Regions from separate parts of the Homo sapiens genome. Here region 2 is linked to region 1. Evidence: chromatin loops called from intact Hi-C (ENCODE). Cell type or tissue: ascending aorta. All regions are shown on one strand. Links, peaks and the distances in the headings refer to the core of each region. The heading gives the core; the rest is flanking DNA.

Region 1 (6,027 bases), core at 285-5,284:
ACTTCTGAGGTGAAAACACTAAAGGAAAGGACAGGCTAAATTCAATAAGACCTTCCACCATGGGCTCACCCATGTAAGGTGCCTGTTTGCTCTGTAAGCAGCCGGTCATCTCCGGCAAGTTTTAAGCCCAACTTCCTGAATTTTATATTCACTCATGACCCCACTGCCATGTAAATGAACAGCCATGTATTTCAAAGGTCACTGACTACAGAAATGGCTTTCTCTTTCTCTTTTGTTTCCTTCAAATCAGAAACAGAATTCAAGTCCACCCTGAACTCTTAAAAACAAAAGCGAATAGTAAGAAGAGAAGTAAAGAGAAACAGAAGCGCTATAAGAGAAAAGGCCTTTACTATGCCTTGTGCTCTAAGAACCAACTTGGAGCTGCAGAAACGTGATGCTCAGGAGGAGGGACCAATTATAGTCCGGGAAGAGGCTCTATGTTGGCAAAGATCCCCAACTCCTCAAGGAAGGAGATTGCTGATATTTACAGGGACTCGCTGATTCTATAACCAAGCAAAGCCCTCCACCTGGAAAATGTGTAGCTATTGCTTATTCCCGGCAATACTAAGGACCTGCTAGCAATATCCTTTCTCTCTCTGGGTATCTGAGGAGGCTCACCTAATCACAAGCAAGCTTTGCATTATTTATGAAACCAAGCTGAATTTCATGAAAAGGATTCTTAACAACCAGGTCAGGAAAAATATCTAAAAAAAAGAAAAATACAGATGTAAATATTTTCTTAAAACACACACTGTACAGCAGACCTGTGCAAGGACAAAATTTATTTTGTGTGTTTACTTTTTAAATAAATTTGCGTTTGAATTAGCTTGGGCCTAATTCAATCCTGATCTCTCCAGGAAGGGAATTTTCTATTGGAAAGATGAATAATGTAAGAGATGTCTCTGTTGCTACATCAATTGTCGGAATAAATTAAGTCCATCTTGACTTTGCCTTCTACAGGTATGTTTTACAAATGTCCTGATAGTGGTTATTCCCTTCCCCGTCCAGAAAACCTCAACAAAAGATCTGCTGAACTGGAGCAGTGGTGATTTTTCAGGCCTGTTTGTAAGAGCACTCACTGGATTTTCTTTCTCACAGTATTCTTCAACATTTGAATTGTTTATGAAGATTCTTTTGCTATTTATTATTATTTTGATGAATTTCATTTTTAAAATTTATTATAGAGAAAATGAGTTATATTGTCCAATCATTCTGGGGTACAAATAAGCTTATTATTTCCTCATTAAAAAAGAAATGTATGGGGCCGGGTGAGGTGGCTCATGCCTGTAATCCCAGCACTTTGGGAGGTCAAGGCTGGCAGATCGCTTGAACTCGGCAGTTTGAGACCAGCCTGGACAACATGGCGAAACCCTGTCTCTACAAAAAAATAAAAATAAAGATTAAAAAAAATAACAAAACATACATATAGAGATGTGGTTCTATGAGCTGAAGAAAAATTTGTGTTCAAGTATTGGGTACTTTAGTTACTGGATAAACAATATCCATTTAAGCATTTTAGGGGTTCTTAATTTTTAGCTAGTGACATTTCCTTAAGTAGAATTAATAGAGTAGGCAGTCAAGGGCATCATTCCTCTCATCTTATCTCTGAAGAACGAATGTCAGCATGTTAATAGGAAAAAGTCCCTGGGAAGGAACACTTGTCTAAGCAAAAAATAGAAGGCGGGAACAAAAGAAAATGAGTTCCAGAGGACCTAGGATGTGTAAATGGTACTTTACATTTTTAAAGTGCTGTCTCAGACATTGTCTCATTTACCCTTCAAAACTGCTTAAGTAGAACTATTGTACTATTTATTTTACAGTTGAGGAAAGGGAAACTGGGAGAAATTAAGTAAATAATAGATTATAAAAAAAGACATCTCAAGTCACTTGAGCCTAGGAGTTTGAGGCTGCAGGGCGCTATGATGGTATCATTGCACTCCAGCCCAGGAGACAGTGAAACCCCATCTTTTAAAGAAAAAAAAAAAAAGACATCTCAGAAGCACTTGTGTTCTTAAATGTTAAGAAGGCAGCCGGCTCCTGTAAATCTGTTTTTAAACTTCATTCGTCATTCAACGTTCAGCAAATAAATTAGAGCTTCCATTTGGAATAATTCTTTTCATCTTGTTGTTTCTTTGGCTAAATCATTCAACTATGCTCTTATAGGAACTAGTTCTCAGTGGCAGAAGTGAAATAAACTCAATACCCAGAAAGTTTGGCTACTCAGAATCTTCACTGCAAAAATTTGTCTTCTGTCATACAAAATAATCATGGTGTCTCTGAAAAGCACAGTACTATGGAAAGCTATTTGGGATTAACAACACCCAGTAAGTGTGTAAGATTTACATACGTGCTTTCTGATTTACCCTTCTTCAGCTTTAACCTCAACTAAAGATCCATAGACATAAGCTGTATGTGAATAAAATCAAGTTTTGAATTTTATGTCAGTTATTTACTTTAAATTTTGTACAATCTGTTCCAGAGTTAAGAATGCTGTTTACTTTTCATTATCTGAGTGCCGTATATGGCATTTCATTGTTCAAATAATATTGAATGATGTGCTCTAGTTTGCAATTTCCTTTCGGAGAATACACACCCTGATTTATTTTCAGGGTGTGTATATTTGTCCGATTTTCATACCACACATTAATTTATTTGAGGTTAACCATGCTAAGGTCAGATGTTTATTTTCTATTTCCTGTTGAGAAAATAAGAGTCCAAAAGAAAAACATGACTGAGAAAAACATTCCACCATAAAACCAGAATTCCACTGGACTGAAAAATATACAAAATAAACTTCATTTCAGGAGGTGACAGCATTATTTCCAACCATATTAGTCTGTGGCATATTTTAAGTGCATGATTCCTTCATGTTATGAAATTTAAGTCCTCATGTGACTAAATTGCACTTGAGTAAAACTGATCATTTTATTAGTCTGCTTGTTTAATTGTTTGAAATTGCCATTAACACCTAGCAAATAAGTTTTACCACTTTCATCTTGCACCGTACTCCTTCTGATCCATTACAGATAGCCTCGGGAAAAAGCCTCAACTGCAATTCAGGGAAATGTGACGCACTCTTCAAGAGGGGCCAGCTAAATTATCTGACCTTGCACAATGGATGACCTCCAACAGTGATGCAGAAGGGCTCCTCCCAGTCAATTTTCCAAGACTATGCAGAGTAAAGCCATGGCTCTTGAGTGCCCTTAGGAAATGAATCATTTTAAATGGCTGAACCTGATTCCTGAGAATTTACTGCTAGGGGTTGGGAAGTTTACTGAATTAAGTATTTCTCTATTCCTTTAAATAGAAATGGTGAACATATTAACCTTTCTCAGAGGCTTGGGGTGAACTTTGGTTTTTGTGGCAGAATAGATAGGAAACTGCTTTGGTGGAGTGGAAAAATAACTGGATTTGGAGTCAGAAGCCATGAGAGGCATTCCAGCTATGTGAGTTTGAATTCATGTCTGTGCTTTAGTTGCTTTCTTTAAAAACGTAAGCTTAATAACATATTGACCTTCTCTGTGAATAAATGGGCTTCTACATGAACAAATGAGATGGTGGGTATAAAAATATCCATCACCACACCTGTTACACTACATACATTTAATATTTTGGGGTCAGCTGCAGGACCTCTGGGTGATTTGACTGGCTCCCTCTAGCCCTGATGAACCCATGCCAGGCTGAAGCAGCCAGTTCTCCTTCCTCACATGGATTTTTCATCCTCTGAAAAATCACACTCTTCACTGTTGCTGATAGCTTTCAACTTGCTCCCATCAGTCAAAATTACACCCATTATTTCTTCATCACTAACCTAGTGAACACTCAAGTCATTCTGTGTCCATCTGTTTCTCCTATACTGAGAGTTCTCAGATGTGAAGGGCAAGTAACCCTCTCCATTTTAAGAATGTAGGAATGTTCTTTGTCCAGCACTCCCTCCAAAGCCTGTCAATCCTTCATCATCTGAAGCAAATGATCCCCAGAGGCACCAGAGCAATTTTCTCCAAGTTTTTCCAATATGCTCAAGACCAAATGGAATTCCAGACACGTGTAATTGAAAAAGCTATATCCAAGGTTATAAGGACATTCAAAATCCTGTGTGGTTTCTGTGTGACAGATCAGTGTGCACCTGGGATCCTTGTTGCACTAACACTTCCTAGCATGAGTGCACTCTGGTTGATGGATTATCTCAGAGAAGAGACAATGGTGGGCAGGAAAAGGATGTTCATATTCCTAATTAATAACTGCCAAGTAAGGAGATCATGAGGAGTGGGGAGGAGAGTGGGTATGTTTTGAATACCCACTGCAGGAACTGGGTATTACTCCTGATATATAATGGGCAGGAGCTAGGGGTGTGAAACATCTTGCAATGCACAGGACAGTTCTGCACAAAGAAAAGTTGTTCTGCAAAATATCAAGAGCTCTGCCATTGAGAAACACTGTTTGTCCTTATGGAGTTGTCCTCTGACTCTAAGAGCCCTGTGATCGAGATTTTATGCATTATGTTCGTCCAGACTTTGTTTTCACAAGCATGTATAAAGCACGTACAATGTGCCAGACCGTTTGCTAAGGGCACACAGCATTAAAGAGAAAGCTGTCCTTGCCCTCAAGAGCGCCCTGTGGTAGAAGAGAAACAGGAAAACCAACGGACTCTAATGCACTGTGAGGAGAGCAGACAGAGCAGTAAAGCTGAGCTGGAGCTGACAGGAGCATACAGGACGAGGGCAAATGAGAGGCGCCTGAGACATTCACCAAGGTTTTTCCAGGAGAGACGATGCTTTACTGGGAGGGGCAGCAACAAAGGGGACTGGGAGTGCGAGGGAGGGGTAAGAGCAGGAAGATGAAGGAAAGGGTTCCAAGGAGAGAAAGCAAAACCAAACAGAACTTGAGAAACTGAAAGGATTTTATTCTGGCTGAAGCAGAGAATGGAAAGGAGGAAAATAAAGGACAAGGAGCAAGTTTTGGGGAGAAGATGACCAGTCAAGTTTGAGGTGCAGAGGGCAATTTGTGAAAATGTCCAGCTGGGTAGATGGCTCTGATCATCAGGGGAAAGATAATGGTAGAGTCATAGATTTGAGGGTCAACCAGCATATACACAGATGCTAACAAGCCTTTGGGACTGAAGGAACCCCTTAAAAAGCAAAGATTGAGAAGAGAACAAGATGTAGGGAAGGAGGAGAGGGTCCTGAGAACTCTTCCATTAAGGGTTGGTGGAGGCAGGACAATCTAAAGAAGGAGCAGAAAAAGCAAGAGAGCATGGTGTCACAGATGCTAAAAAAGAATTACTTTAAGGAGGAGGAAGTGGTCAACAAAGTCAAATGCTGCTGAGAGTTAGGTAATTTGATGCCCAAGCATGGTCCATTGGAATTATCTGCATGGAGGTAGCTGGTGACTTGGGGAGAGCAGTTTCACATGTGGGGAGGGAGCTGATGCCAGAATGTAGTTGAGTAATGAGAGAAAATAAGGAAGACATTGCAACTTTCTGGGAAATTTTGACACTTAAAAGGTAGGAAGGAGATAAGGAAGCACACAGATGAATGGCAGGAGGAGGAAAACAAGAGATACAGACAGGCTCGGTTGTTTGTTTGTTTGTTTGATGGTAGGAGCAACTAGAGAATATTTAAATATTAATGGGAAAGTGCCAGGTGAAGGGGAGGAAGCAAAGGATTTAAACAGAGGATTATAAATAAGCTCTGAGAAACTGGAAATTATGGAACCTTGAGCAGAAAAGAAGAGATCAGCCTTAGGCGTGAAAAATGAGCAGGGTAGTAAAAGAGGAAAATCTGAATTAATCAGGGTTCTCCAGAGAAACAGAAGCAACAGGATGTGTATATTTACATTTAGGGAGACATTTATCCTAAGGAACTGGCTCTCATGATTGTGGGGGCTGGCAAGTCCAAAATCTGCAGGGTAGGCGGCAGGCTGGGGACCCAGGGAGGAGCTGCAGTTAGAATCCAGAAGGCAGTCTGTGGGTAGGATTTTCTCTCCTTCCAGGGAAGTCTGTCTTTTTCTGTTAAGTCCTTCAACGGG
Region 2 (6,027 bases), core at 537-5,536, 400 kb after region 1:
AAAATCTCCAACTGATTGGAAGTTAAAAGCACATGTCTACATTTCATCATTAGTTCAAGTAAGAATCATGTTGGAAATTAGAAAATACTTTAAAGGAAGTGAAAATGAAGATGCAACATACTAAAATTGTTAAAGTGTAGCTAAAGAAGTGCTTAGAGTGAAATTTTAGTATTAAATGCATGTTAGAAAAGACAAAAGACTAAATTGGTGATTTGAAATTCCGTTTCAAGAAAATAAAAAAGATACAGCAAATCAAGCCCAAAGAAAGTAGACAAAGAGTAATAATAATAATAAATAAAATAAGAAATAACAATAATAATTCCTCTATCCTAGAAATGTATTTTAAAAGGCTGTATGTAAAATGGTTGGCACAGTGCCAGAAGCATAGTTAGGCTGCAATACACATTAGTTAGTTATTTTTATTACCAGCACAGCAACAAGAAAAATGGAAAGATCCATCTCATTTCTCTTCAGGGGCAACATGTGCTTTTGACAGTGTCTGTTTTCGTTGTGATATCCTCTTCCTAGTGGAAAATCAGCTCACAGAGCTTCTGGTGGAAATTTTAAGTGAGCATGGGAAGGAACAAGTGGAACTAACATTTATTGCCTCCTTCTATGTGCCAGACACTCTGCTAGGCACACTGCTCATGTTCTTTTATTCCACCCTTACAAGAACCTAGAGAGGTAGAGATTCATCAGCACATTTCACTTTGGCCACTGAGGCTTCTAGAGGTGAAGCATCTAACCCATCATTCAGCTGGTGAGGGCAGAGGCCGGATTTAGCCATCCGCCTGAGCTTAAACCCAGGGACATGCATGAAACTGAATCATCAAAGTATCCCTTTAGCTATGAGGTAAATGAATCCTGGCTAAATCAGTATATTCTTAGCTGCCTTCCCTTTTGGGTCCCAACCTGGGAGCATTGTTTTTATGCTTCCCTCAATCCCAAAAGCATTTAACATATATATTTGTGTGCATTTTGGAGTGACGTTGGCTTGGGACTAATCTTCCTCCAGCCCACCTCCAGACACTCACAGCAGCAGAGAACTGGCCCTTCATATGCAGGAGCAAGGCACAGTGTGGAAGGTGTCCTGCTGCCTGGGTGCAGAGCAGTGACCTCACCCAGCTGATGATAAAGGTATGAAGAGTCATTCCAATAGAGCAGGAGTGAAGGGGAGACACTCAGGACTAACGTTTCCTCAGGACCTACTCTGTTCCAGGCCACATGTGAGGTCTGTGTGTGAGCTGCATCTCCATGTCTGCTTCTCTATGACTAGACAGGGTCAGAACTTTCCATCTTTCCATTCCTCAGTTTCCAACTGGGGGGAGAGATGTTAAAGGTGGCTGAAGTTTGACTACGCACACAACATAGAGTGAGCACCCCACATCCTCCCATTGTTGCTACAGTGACCCGAATCTGATACTGTAATCCACTGGGGGTGGGAGGGCATGCAGGTAATCGATCACTTAATGGTAATTATAGTAAGTGTGATCTTCAGATTGAAAAAACAGAATTGTTCTTCAACACCACATAGTATGAATCTGTCCCCATACAGTTCTGTGTGGCTTCTGTAAAAGGTCAAAAGCTATAAAAAGCCAATAAACTGGATGCTATATTTCCATTGCATTGGCCAGAGATGTGATACACAGCCTATTATCCATTTTTTCTTTCTGTATGAAGAACGCATTCAGACTATATAGTAGAGTTATTAGAGAAAACGGATGCTTTAAGAAGATACCCTTCATCAGACTGTTTAGAATTTAAATCTCAAAATTTGGTATTTTAGAAAAGTACTAATATCTAATTTAATCAATAAGTTCATCTGTCAGACAAAAGAAAGCAATAATCTTTTTTGATTGAAAGCGACTTTGTTTTGTGATCCAGCCCCTCCTTCTACCACAAAAGAAAGACAACCAAGATGTAGTAATCTAGAGGGCTTCCCAGCATGCCAGGGTTGCTGCTGCCAAGCCCATGACCAAATCCTTTTATTTCTGCTACTGGCATTTCCTAAATTCTCCCCAAATGTCAATATTTTTACAAAACAAGCTATGTGCTGTCACTTTAAATAAATGTGTTAACAGCCTTAAATAGAAAGCTAAACACTTTATCTAAATTGATAAACTAACAAGTCATCATAACCAAAAGAAAATGTGAAGAAGCTGCTTTTGCTAAATTTCTTGTTCTTAAGACAGAGCCAGGGAACTGAGATGGTGCAAATGCTTTTAGTCATTCAACACATGAGAAAGAAGATTCACTGCTGATAACCAAAGGCAAAATTCCCTCTGAAACCCTCTGAAATATTTACTGGAAAAATTTGCACCGTGTGATCATAATCTAATTTCTAGTAATTGCTCCTTCTATAAAATCTATGATGGAGCTGTTCCTGGTCCCAGTACCCAGCTTTCAGAGATGTGACCTTTTGGAAGTCTCTGGGGGAAACACAGAGAGTGGGATGTAGAGGGTTGCTAGCAAAACATTGGGAAATATTTTATTTATGTCATGATAGACATTTGGATTCATGGGACCAAGAGCATGATTATTTCTCACCTAACCAAAGGTGGACAATCAGAACAGAATTTTTATACGAAAGAAAAATTTATCTTGCCATTGCAACATTTCCCAGTGCCATGGTTCCCCCCCACCACCTCCTCTCATCACCAAGGCAACCAGAGTTATTATGGAAAGTCAGCCAGCCACTGTGCCCTTGGCTCACATTTCCACAGAGAAGTTTTTTTTTTTTTTTTCCTTCGTTAGCTCTTAGCATCTTGATACACTGTCTGTTATCAAGCATAAAATGATCAGGAGAATCCTACTTAGTAGTGTTTCTCAGAATGTAGTCTCAACCCCACTTACATCAGCATCATGTGTGAGGCTTACGAATGCTGATCCCCAGATCCCTTCCCCAGACCCGTTATATCATTGAGGGGCCTAGGGATATGCATTGTAACAGGCACTCCAAGTGATACTTAAGGCTCTAAAATGTAATAACTGCTGATATAAGGGAAAGGTCATAGAGGATTATAATTCCTTACCTATTCATGCTGTTTAACTGATAAGGAAATGCAGCTTTCTAGAGGGAAATCACATTGCTTTATGCCGGAGCAATTTATACTTTTAACCGCTTGTCTTGTTGAACCAGGATCCCTGGTTCCACCCAGTGCCAACTGAACACTCTTAACAAAAGTCCTGAGAGTCATTAGTGTGTTGTCCTCGATACCACATAGGGCAGAGATTAAAAAGCACATTTCACTTCAGCCACTGAGGTTCCTAGAGGTGAAGCATTTAACCCGTCATTCAGCTATGAGGGCAGATCCAGGATTTAGACAGCCACCACCCTAAGTCTAAACCTAGGGACATGCACTAAACTGCATCATCAAAGCATCCATTTAGCTGTGGGGTAAATGCAACCTGGCTAAATTGGGATATTCCTAACTGCCTTCTCATCCAGGTCCCAATGTCAGAGCATTGCTTTTATGCTTTTCCTCAGCCCTGAAAGAACGTAGCACATATATTTGCACACACTTTCAAGTGGCCCTGGCTTGGGACTTGTTTTTTCTCAGCTCACCTCACACACTCCTGGCACAGAACTGGCCACACATATGCAGAAGCAAGGAACAAGGACAGGTGTCCTGCTGCCTGAATGCAGAGCAGTGACCACACTGAGCTGATGATAAAGAAATCAAGAGCTATTCCAAAAGGAGTGAAGGAGAGGGACTCAAGAATAACATATCCTCAGGACCTACTCTACACCATGAATCATCAACGATTCAGGGCATTCTTTTCTCTGACTTCAGACCAAAGTGGGCCTGTGGCTGACTGGACAGAGTACGTACTGAAGTGTTATGTACTTGTATAGCCATTCAACCATTTTTATTGTATTTATTTTTTTCAATACATATGGCCTAGAGATTTCAGATGTTATTAATACGGAAAAACGACCATTAGACTTTGTTACCTATAACATTTACCTGGCCAATTAAGACAGTATTTTAGTTTACTACATTTTCTTTCTGACATCTGCTAATCCAGTTCAAATAGTTAATATGATACTCCTTACAGATGGAGTCTAAAACCATATTTGGCTTCTGGTTTTCTTTAATTATTTATTACATAGTCAAAATAAATGCATTAGGAAGTTTTAATGCAATCTGATACTATCCCAGAGGTGATCTGTATTGTCACAGTGAACAGTCATTCATATTATTAAGAAATTGCATAATCTTTTTCTGAAATTAAAAAAAAATTACAGGTACATAGTAGGTATATATTTTTATGGGGTACACGAAATACTTCGATACAGACCTGCAATAAGTAATAATCACATCATTTTATATGATTTTGAAATATCCTTTCTCCTTTTACATTTAAGTAACCCTTGAAAAACTAGTCCAAGAAGCTTGCTTATCTCCCTAAAATAGAGGTTCCAAATGGCTCCTGTGTTTTCTTTTTTGAAAAAACAGCTTTATTGAGATATAGTTCACATACCATACACTCACCCCTTTGAAGTGTAAAATTCAGTGGCTGTCAGTATATCCACAGAATTGTGCAACTGTTACCACAATTTTAGATTATTTTCATTAACCTCCAAAGCCCTGCAGCCCTTAGATGTCACGCCCCAATTATCCTTCCCCTACCCTCTCTGCCTGGGTAGCAACTCCTCTACTTTCTGTCTCTAGAGATTTGCCTGTTCTAGATTTTTCATGTAAATGGGATCTTGCAATATGTGATACTTTGTGACTGGCTTCTGTCACTTCACATCATGTTTTCAGTGCCTATTCACGTGGTGACATGTATAATAATAGTCCACTTGTATTTATTACTGAATCATATTTTATTACTGCATCGCATTCCCTTGTATGTATACACCACACAGACTCTTTGTCTATTCATCAGTTGATGGGACATTTGGGTTGTTTCTACCATTTGCATATTATGAATAATGCTTCTTTAAGGGTTTGTGAACAAGTTTTTGGGTGGATATATAGAAAAATAAGCATTCTTGTTCTTTTATAGATAAGTCAGGTTTACAGAGAAACTTGAATATGAGGAAATTAAAAAGATTTAAATGAAACACATTTTAGATGACCCAGAAGAGTTCCCACTTTAACCAAATTCTTCAATGATTTCCTTTGTATTCCCTCAAGTTGTATTTAGGTAGATTTGTTTTTCCACTGCCAAGTATTCGGTTTGGCCGGAGGGCTGGGTTTATGCGGTTTCAGAGTGTAGTGAAAACATAGCCACAGAAAGTGGCTGGATTATTGAAATCCTTAAACGCTAAGGCTTTTTTTCTTTCTTTATTATTATTATTATTTTTTTGGCAAGGTCTTGCTCTGTCACACAGGCTGGAGTGCAATGGTGCTATCTCAGCTCACTTCAACCTCCATCTCCTGGATTCAAGCGATTCTACTGCCTCAGCCTCCCAGGTAGCTGGGACTACAGGTGCACTCCACCACACCCGGCTAATTTTTATGTTGTATTTTTAGCAGAGACGGGATTTCACCATGTTGGCCAGGCTGGTCACAAACTCCTGACCGCAAGTGATGTGCTCGCCTCGGCCTCCTGGAGTGCTGGGATTATAGACGTGAGCCACCGTGCCTGGCCTGCTAAGGTTTTTTATGTGTGCAGACAATGGGCAATCATGGATTATCTCTGATGCCCCTACATTTAGAGGTGGTAGAAGAAAAGTAATGACAAGATGCAAAGGCTGCAGAACAGTAACACCGCATGAGCAAAGGAGACAGCTTCAAAAGGAGGGCCATTCAACAACGTCACATTCTTCATCTCATAAAACTCAAGGATTCTGCGGGCTGAGAGAACTTACGTATTCACAAGGGATGTTCAAGAAAGCAGCTTGAACTGAGTGGGTGGGAGGAAGGAGAAGCAATGAGTGCTGACTCCTCTTCATGCCAAGATAGCAACTTGGGAGTGTCTTCAACATTTTGAAGCTAGGAAGGGGGACAATCTGAAGACATGAGAAAAGGAGCAACCATCATGGATGGTGGGGTTGTGGGGAGGAATAGAGAAAGG

The links. Hi-C counts contacts between places; a loop is a spot of excess contacts. Peaks named below come from ENCODE experiments on the same cell type or tissue, not always from the same donor. Only the 100,000 strongest peaks of a DNase experiment are listed, where the experiment ranks them.
Region 2: it touches region 1 in a loop (1.9-fold over the local background); 2 of 110 quality-filtered maps call a loop at or near these places.

The regions. Positions count from the first base shown.
Region 1 is chr12:29,559,215-29,565,241 of GRCh38, forward strand. All of the region lies in intron 9 of TMTC1 (transmembrane O-mannosyltransferase targeting cadherins 1), which reads right to left. LOC124902909 (a long non-coding RNA gene) reads left to right here and starts at 901. Exons shown (of 3, transcript XR_007063259.1): 1 at 901-960; 2 at 2,164-2,324; 3 at 3,027-3,092. In ascending aorta, for the core only: no CTCF peak of the experiment used is centred there; a DNase peak (open chromatin) is centred at 3,107; H3K4me3 peaks cover 623 bases; H3K27ac peaks cover 3,282 bases.
Region 2 is chr12:29,957,655-29,963,681 of GRCh38, forward strand. All of the region lies in intron 3 of LOC105369715 (a long non-coding RNA gene), which reads right to left. Among named protein-coding and RNA genes, the nearest start is that of TMTC1, 180 kb to the left of the region's middle. In ascending aorta, for the core only: no CTCF peak of the experiment used is centred there; a DNase peak (open chromatin) is centred at 2,657.